2 separate regions of the Mus musculus genome follow, and region 2 is linked to region 1. A link is a loop called in an ENCODE intact Hi-C map of the cell type or tissue named here. Cell type or tissue: left cerebral cortex. All regions are shown on one strand. Each heading gives the region's core, and the rest is flanking DNA. Links, peaks and the distances in the headings are about the cores only.

The links. Hi-C counts contacts between places; a loop is a spot of excess contacts. Peaks named below come from ENCODE experiments on the same cell type or tissue, not always from the same donor. Only the 100,000 strongest peaks of a DNase experiment are listed, where the experiment ranks them.
Region 2: it touches region 1 in a loop (2.7-fold over the local background); 2 of 42 quality-filtered maps call a loop at or near these places.

What each region holds. Positions count from the first base shown.
Region 1 is chr2:51,303,462-51,307,862 of GRCm38, reverse strand. No RefSeq gene overlaps it. Among named protein-coding and RNA genes, the nearest start is that of Gm13497, 64 kb to the right of the region's middle. In left cerebral cortex, for the core only: a CTCF peak has its summit at 2,192; DNase peaks (open chromatin) are centred at 1,425, 2,182 and 2,993.
Region 2 is chr2:51,459,683-51,464,083 of GRCm38, reverse strand. No RefSeq gene overlaps it. Among named protein-coding and RNA genes, the nearest start is that of Gm32434, 24 kb to the right of the region's middle. In left cerebral cortex, for the core only: a CTCF peak has its summit at 2,141; DNase peaks (open chromatin) are centred at 1,852 and 2,924; H3K27ac peaks cover 1,368 bases.

The DNA.
Region 1 (4,401 bases), core at 83-4,082:
CCAGTTATGTATCGTGGAAACTGCAGACTGTTGCCCTCTTCCTGACTGAGATCAGCTTCTGCAAAGAACAGGGACATCTCAATTGAATGATCTCAGCTGAATCCACGTCAAGATTATTTATGTCTTCATTCTCATTCTATATTGCCCATGTCTAAAATAAGAAACATCACAAGCACCGGTCCTGTGTGAACTTTGATGATTTGTAGTTTTAATTAAGGAATTTTAAAGTATCGATGCAGAGTAGCACAGATGATTCCAAACAAAACGTAATTACAGAGGAGGGGACAAGCCACAAATCTGATGTGAGACTGCCTGACTTAGAAAACGATTACATCCTGTATCCTCCAGGAAGTTTGCTTTCCATTCAAATGGTCAAGAAGCCTGAGCATCCTTTGTTTCCCGGAGGGAAGTATATATCTGAAATCTGGCATAACCCACTGGATGTCGGTGCATCACTCATGGAAGGAGAACAATGAAGAAAAAGAAAATACATGAAAATAGACATATGAATTTGGGGAGCTTACTTGCCTTGAGGGGAAAGATCCGTGGAATAACTATTAGCACCCTTGAAAATATTGCTCCCATGCCTCATTATGCCACCTAGATTTCCATCCTGTCACATTCGATGAGGTTTGTGCAAGCCAGTGATGCTAGGCCTGTCAGCCTGATAGTCTAATTTAGAATGACTCTCATGGCACCATTTGTAAAGCTTCCTGCAAAGCAATGAAGGGAGCCTTGGCAGGTGTTCTTTCTAACTCCATTTGTTGAGGATATTTTACGATTTTGGTGTGAACAGTGCTGTGCTCATGATGTGAAGGTCCATCTAGGCATCCTTGCTGCTATTCATGATTTTAAAACAACAGCCACGGAAACATCAAAAAGCCCAAGCTGAGCACAAGAAGTTGCATCTAACTCAGCTGGTAGAAAGTCGTGTTGTTTACCATGCATTCAAGTTCATTACCTTAGTTGTGATTTGCTGCAATCAGCTAAATCCACTCTGTTAATTCTCTTACTTTTCAGTAAGATTCTAATTGCATATAGCAGGCTGTCTTTTGAGCCCTGGGTGAGCTGGCCATCTTAGTTAGAGAAAGTGTGTATTGTTCAGAGATCAAACAGCAACTACCTTGTTACATCTGCATACTTGGTTGTTTTCCAAGGAGTTCCTGGAACTCCCAGTATCTTTCTGGTACCAGAGTGTGCAGACCTTAGAAATCATCCCTAGGTTTGTTTCACCCTTGGTTTGAGGGCACAATCAGTGATAGTCAAAGAAGGAAGACACAGGCATTGAAGCTTCTAAGTGAATAAAAGACTACAGCACAGTGATGCTGTTCTAGGAGACATTATCAGGCAGTAGCAATCCTCAACTATGGGAATCCTTGCAGCCCAAGGGGACACAGAGGATAATTTCCATATAAAGGAAGCAGATGAGTCACTACCCTTCCTTCTGCCTCCAGAAAATGCCTATGTTCTTCCATAGCTCCAAGCCATTCTTTCCCAGAAAGCTTTAGGGATGGCACAGCTGAACTTCTTGTGTTTAGTGGGCTAATTTCCCCCCACTCTCGGGCAGGTGTAATGTTTATTGTCCATAGACATTGTGCATCTTTGTAGAGAGCCTGATGGGATCCCAGTAGAATGACGCGAGAGGAAGAACAAAGATAACAGAGAGCCTCGGTATAGCCTCTGGTCCTACTTCCAAATTATTTCGGGAATGATCTCTTCCTCTTCCTGTAGCTCTCAATGTGCGTCCTTGTATTCCCACTGCACACCAACATTTCAGGCTCTGTGTGTCCCCTCCCCATGCATTTCTCTCCCTAGACAGACAAGAATAATTATTTCTCTTCTCATTTTCCTCTTCCTATGGCCTCTCTGTGAGCATCATTAGGTTACACTATTACATTCCAAGAGCTATGCACTTGATTTAGGTGAATTTGCTAGAAACAGCGCTAACCCTGCTTGATTGAAGAGAAACCTCACATTTGCTCTCTTGCTTTCCCTCCCTGGATTTCTCCCTCTAGTTGAGTACAAAGAATCTGCAATCTGCTTTCAGTCAACACTGCTGACACATCAAAGAAATATGACTTTAATTTTTTTTTCTAAGAAAAAATGAATCATGTAGTGTTCCCCGTACAGACAGTACCCTCCTCTGTTAGATGGCTGTGTAATCTAAAATCCTGGGTCCCATTTTTTTATGCCAGCAATGGTCAAATGATTGAGACTGCAGTGCAGAGCGCCACCACACCAGGACATGACCTCATCTGCTCTGAGAAACGGAGTGGGGTTGAGCTGGGTCAGTGTTTGCGGGAGCATGTTTCCGGTGAGAGCTGAGAAAATCTCAGGAAGGGACAACAATTTCTCATTCTGTTCAACAGCCGTCTTTGATGAGAACACTTGAGTTGAAAATTCAAACTAATGATAAGCTTATTATTATCACAGGAAAACCACTCAGTAGAAAACAGTTCCATCTTTTTATGAATAAGCAACAAGACACAACAACTATTTTTTTAAAAAAGAAGAAGAAGGTTCATTCATAGTTCATTTTAATGTCAGGAAGTGAAAATAAGTGAATCCATTTTTTTTTCTCCCCAAATGAATAATTACTAAGGATGGGTGGTTACAAGCAGAACATTTTCAGCTTTTTTTTTTGTACTGCTCTAGTCGTCTTTTCTATGATTCATCTGTCATTTTTTTAAAGACCTTCAATAGTCTTGTGAATCATCTACATACCTGTTTCCAAAGACTACCAGAGAAATGCAGAGCACTTGCTGATCAAGGTTCACAAACCAGAGAGCCAGCCGCACTTAGGATCCAGAATATCTCACCAAACAAAGCAGCACGTTCTCCAGTCACTCAGATGAGCCAGGGCCTTTTGTCACGTTGTGCTGAGGCAGAGGAGGCAGTTTGGAAGATAAATAATGAGAAATAGCACTTAGGGCTGGATTTTGTAATTATGTTCTGCCCACTAAAGGTTCCTATAAGCATCACCAGGCCTTGACTCTTTCAGCTTCTCATGACTCATGGCTGCGATACAGCCCACTGTGAGGGAGCTGTAATCCGAAAGCCAGGAGAACAATCTCCCTTGAGTGTATGTGCAGGTGGACGAGCCAGGGGTGGGTGTCTGAGTCTGTTTCTGTGACAGCAGGACTTCTGCAGGTTTGTTTCAGCTGCCAAAGAAACGACTCTGCTGAATATGAATTAGGCTGTGCTTTACCTCTTGTCCTTGGAGGTATCTCTATCAACACCACACACACACACACACACACACACACACACACACACACACAGAGAGAGAGAGAGAGAGAGAGAGAGAGAGAGAGAGAGAGAGAGAGAGAGAGAGAGAGAGAGCCCACCCAGCTATGCTCTCAAATAAGGCAGGTAGTTGCATTTTCTGGAATCAACACTGAGCAAAGAAACATTCTAGAGCATGTATGCTGTGTGTGGAGGATAGCAGAGAAAATAAGGAACAAAGAATGTGTATTATAAACCCAAGGAAATAGATGGAATAGGTGACTTAATGAGAAAAAATAAAATAAAAAGAAAAGCAACTAATACAAGCTACTAAAATGGACAGTGAATTATACCTGTAAAAATATGAATTGAGTAAGTGACCCTGGACATTCTCATGCAAAGAAAAAGGACGTGAAAGAAGAAATAAAGTTGACAACTGGGAAAACTGCAGGTAAAATATTAGGTCCCTGGCACATCTTAGGAGAGATGCACAAAAAGCTAATATATTTCTAAACTTTCCAGATATACCTGAATTTTTTGTATGCAAGGTAAATTGGTATCTTTGGGCTGTGTCTCCCAAACTGACATTCTTCAAAACTATGCAATGTCCACTTATATTCCTATACTTTTAAGGGGTGTTCTGGTTTTAGAAACGACTCATTTATGCCCTGTCTTTGAGGTTAACAAAGAGTACTAGCACTGAAAGGACCACAGAATGCCTCTATAACACAGCTACCTGTAGGACTTGGCTCCCATTTTCTCCAAGTGTACTTGAATAAGACTTTTTTTCTTTGTTTGTGTGTCATGTTGTATTTTGTCCAAGGACCATTGGTTTAGGAGTCCTCTGTGGGTCCTAGGCAGAGAAGCCCCCCCCCAAGAGAACAAGGTTGAGCCCTGCATCCTTCCTCAATTGCTAGTAGAAATGGCATCCTGCATCTTTCCTCAATTGCTAGTGGAAATGCCTTTATCAATGCTCCAAAAGAACTTTCAGGTTTCCCCCTAATTCTTCAATCAACCATCTTCTTTTGAATCTTTTCATAATTTAACTGTTAACTGTTTTATTTTTATTATTTATTTGTTATTATTACTATTTTATTTTATTATTACTTCAAAATATTAATGTCTTGCCATTGCCAAACAGGCTCCTATAATCTTGAATACATTTTCTGTGTTCAC
Region 2 (4,401 bases), core at 96-4,095, 160 kb before region 1:
ACTGGATTAAGTACAGCATTTGACTGGTGTACACAAGTGTGGATTGTAGTAAGAGGAAAAAATCACTTCAACCTCTTTTCGCTGATACGTCTTTTAAAATCACTTCAACCTCTTTTCGCTGATACGACTTTTAAAGGAAAACAATATCAACAACAACAAAACCTCTTTTCCTTCACCAGTTTAGTACTTCCTGATGGTGATTACACAGGTAGTAAGATACATAAATCCCCCCCCCCAAAGTCTATCGTTATCCTGCTCTTTGGAGCTCCAGTTCATTCTCAAATAGACCCTCGGATAAAGGAGAAGCAAAGGTGTCTTAAAACCCATTCCCTAAAGTTTAGATGTGAGAAACCTGGAAATGCCAGAAGGAATGATTATCTTGAAAGGGCTTAATTCCTCTGTGCTTCTGATGAATGAGTTATATTGTGAGCAAATTCTCTTGGAATGTAGTCATTTATGTTACCAGCTGCTCCCAAACACTGCAGAGATGAAAACCCCAGGCTCCAACCATTGGTGTGATCATAAAGACGTCAGGCAAGTCACAAGCATTGGTTGAGCTCTAGGCATGTGGTAGGTGTTAAGGAAATGGTGTTGAGTGTCTCATGACTGTAGGTGACACTAGTCTTCACTGAAAGAATATGTAATGATCAACATTCTAATATAGCAGTTACACCATGACATGGTGTTTACCTAGGAGTAGTTGACAGGTGGTTAATCCTTCTGTGTTGACTGGGACACAGGACTTTTGGGTTACACACAGGGCTTGAGTGAACTGAATACAGTTGCCAGAGAACACCCTCCTGTCTTCCTGTAGCTTCTGTGTTGTTCTGACTAGAGCAGTGTGGCAGAACCCTCATTCACAAGGACATTCTTTTCTGGCTCCCAGTCTAGCTCACGATTTAGTTTGTACAACCATCCTGACCTGTGAAGGGGGTAGTGATATGGTTCTGTGGCCTTGTGAGCCCTATCTGTTTTCTTGATTCCCAAGGGTCTATGGCTTTCCTATTGTGTGCAGCAATGAAGGTCTAGGAGTCTAGTCATTTCTCTGCAAAGCCAACTTGACCAAGCTATGAAGTTTTCCTTTCACATTAACCCTAAACCAAACAACCATTCCTAAGAATCCGAGTTGCGAGGCTTGCTGAAGTTTATCTCAGGCATCTGTTATCTTGTTGAGTTATCTACAGACACAACAGAAGACAAGGACATCCCTAAGGAGATTGTTGGAAGATGAAATACATAAAAGATACTGTAACTAGAACTGTTTATCTGGGCACAATCAGACAAGTTTCACACCAGTTCTTTAAAGCCTTTTTCAATGGAAAAGGAAATCAGTCATCAAAAGGATTCAGAGAAAAGCTGATTTCCTACCTAAAACATAGGTTTTCGACTGCATATTGGACAAGAACTGGGTCTCTGCAGCCCAATATCCTAGAAATGAAGCCCTCTTTTGCTATGGAGCAGTCAAATGACCTTTGGGTAAATTATTTCTTTCTAAACTTGATGTTTGTCAGCACTTAAAATGATCAAACTGTAGTAGCCTCTAAAATAGCAGCATATTTATATGATTGTCTCTTAATGGGTGCAGGTTGCAGTAGTGACTATTTTGGGAACAACAAAAGAGTGAAGAAAAGAGAAGGAGGAACTCAGGATAGATTATAGAAGGATGGAAGCTTCCTTCTTGAGGATCCATTCTCTCATTTGTTTCAAATCCTTTGCCTTCTAAGGAGCAACCTGACTTGCTGGCAGCAGGCATATTAAAATTCACAAGTGGGAAGCAGGTAATTTCTCCAGGCAAGCGCCAGTGAAGGCCTGAGATGGGACCATAGCCAAATGAGTAAGCATGAAGCAGGATCTTGCACGTGCTCAGCCTCTCCCTGAGTGAAACTCCAACCTGAGAGCAGATTGTCCAAATCTTGCTAAGAGAAGACACGAGCCTAAGGCACATGGATAAACTCTGTGGCTTTAATCAACAGACTATGAGATTCTAAGTGTTTATAATTTTGAACTGCCAAATTGGAGTTATTTTATAACAAAGCATTAGGATAGGAATACAAACCAGAATACTACTAGTAACTTTGTTGGGCTGTTGTGATGTTACAGAGCCTGAGCTGAGCAGGAGCACAGCAGAGCCACTGGGGGCGACACTTACCCTTCTTTACATTGAGAGGATTTCAACGGTCCTATGTCTAATATTTTGAAATGAAAGAATTTATTCAAATCATTTAAATGAGAGTGACTTTATTTTTTTCACAACGAATTCCACCTCCTCATAAGCTGTAGCTTCAAGCTCTAGAACTTTCCTAAACCATCCCCTCTATGAGAGGAGAGACCCTGCAGTGACACAGTCCAGACTATTCTGATTTCAGAAACGGCTGTCATTGTCTACCCAACCCACAAAGCTCAACCTGTATACTCTGGCCAGGGTTTTCAGTTAGCTATCTATCAGGCTTTCTGTGTTGGAAACACAACTGTGGAAACAAGCTTCTTATTCATTTCCTAGCCCCTCTGGGTGGGTTTTTTTTTTATGGTAGCCACATCACTTACATGCTGTTGAATTCTGTCTGCAGACTTAAATTAATGCAGGTCCTAGGATCTTCACAGAGTCATCCATTTTTTTTTTCTAGACATCTCCTTCACAACAAAAGTCAAATGTTCAGAAGACTAAAAGCTCTGGCAATGGAGCATTTGAGCATGACTTCCTTCTCTAGATATAGGTCATGTTTCAAGATAGGAATGAAGTATAGACAGAAAGAATTACCCTTATCTTTCTCCATGTTTCATGCACCCGTCCTTGTAGACAGGTGGAAAAAATTCCTTTTATATAAAATGGAAAAAGAATTGGTACGACACCAGAATTTTTTAAACCTCCCCCTTACTCTTTAAAGTGCAACATCATTTTTAAAATGCTATAAAAGTCAGGCCATATGCCTAAGCTGTGATTCAGCTAGAACTGGGCCCAGCCTGAGTATTCTCCAGACATGAATGGCTCAGATGCAACACTATTAAATAGGCCAAGGCCTCTCCCAGTAAGATTTTTATGCTTAGCTGATAAAGAGTGGAAGAAAGCTATTAGTGCACTTGACCTTTCCCAAGGAGGGCTGAGAAACACAAAGGACAGATCCTGGAGATATGTGTCTGCCAAGTCCAAACATATTCAGCAGGTTAGCCGTAACTCATCATGAGAAATTCTGATCTGCTCTCAGCAGAAGCTTAAGCCCCCCATGAGCAATCGTCTTAGAATATTGGCAAGGGAAGTTACTATTTTGTTTCTGTGTGTCTTAGATAAATCAAACCCATGCTCAGAGAGCCAGAGAACAGAGGAAAAATTTCCACCAACACACCAGAGCTGCCTTTGACTCCATCTTTCTGTGCAATCTTGCATGAATTTTAAACCTTTATATTCTGACCTACAGAGTCGAAGCCAAGTAACTAAGTAAAAACAAAGCAAAATACATAGTCTTTGTACTTTTTGCACTTTTTCTCATTTCTGGAATATGTAATTTTATTAATATATACTATTTATATAAAAGAATGTAAAAGAATGGGTCTTATTATGATCTTTTTTAACGGTTTTTCAAGACAGGTTCCACTGTATAGCCCTGGCTGTTTCAGAACTCTGTAGGCCAAGCTGGCTTTGAACTCTACCTGTGTCTACTTCTTGAATGCTGGGATTAAAGGCAGGCACTACAACCATCCAGCTAATATATTTGTTTATATCATAATTTGATTTTTCACATTTTAAAAATATTGAGATCATAATTAAATTATAACATTTTTCTTTTTCCCTTTCCTGCTCTGCTACAAACTGGCAGCCTCTTCTCTCACTAGTTGTTTTTAGATATATATAAGTATAGGTATATACATATATACATACATACATACATGCATACACACATTCCTAAATATAACCCGTTCAGAGAATACAGTATTACTTGTATGTATGTTTTCAGGGCTGATCACTTGGCATTGGACAAACAATTCTTACCTTATGTTCTTCTTTTTTATTACTGTTTCTTTTGCAGAATTTTAGGCCTTTTATGGAAATAGATCAGATTATACATATCAGATTATATAGTGCTGTAGCAATGATGATATCCAGCATTCTAACCCTTTCCTTTTTTCCCTCATGTCTCTTGCTTTTGGCATGGCTTATTCACAAGGTTAAGCACACACACACACACACACACACACACACACACACACAGATTGACACAGACACAGACAGAGAGACAGACACAGAGGGAGAGATGCTAGTAACTCATAGGATTTATTTCCTTCAAAACAAAAACATCATTTAAAGGAACACATTGGCATAAACCGGGTTGGCAGCACAGAAGTCAAAGGCTTAACATGGCTCAGAGGGCTGGCTATTCACCAACAGTCAGGAGGTGAATGGAGACA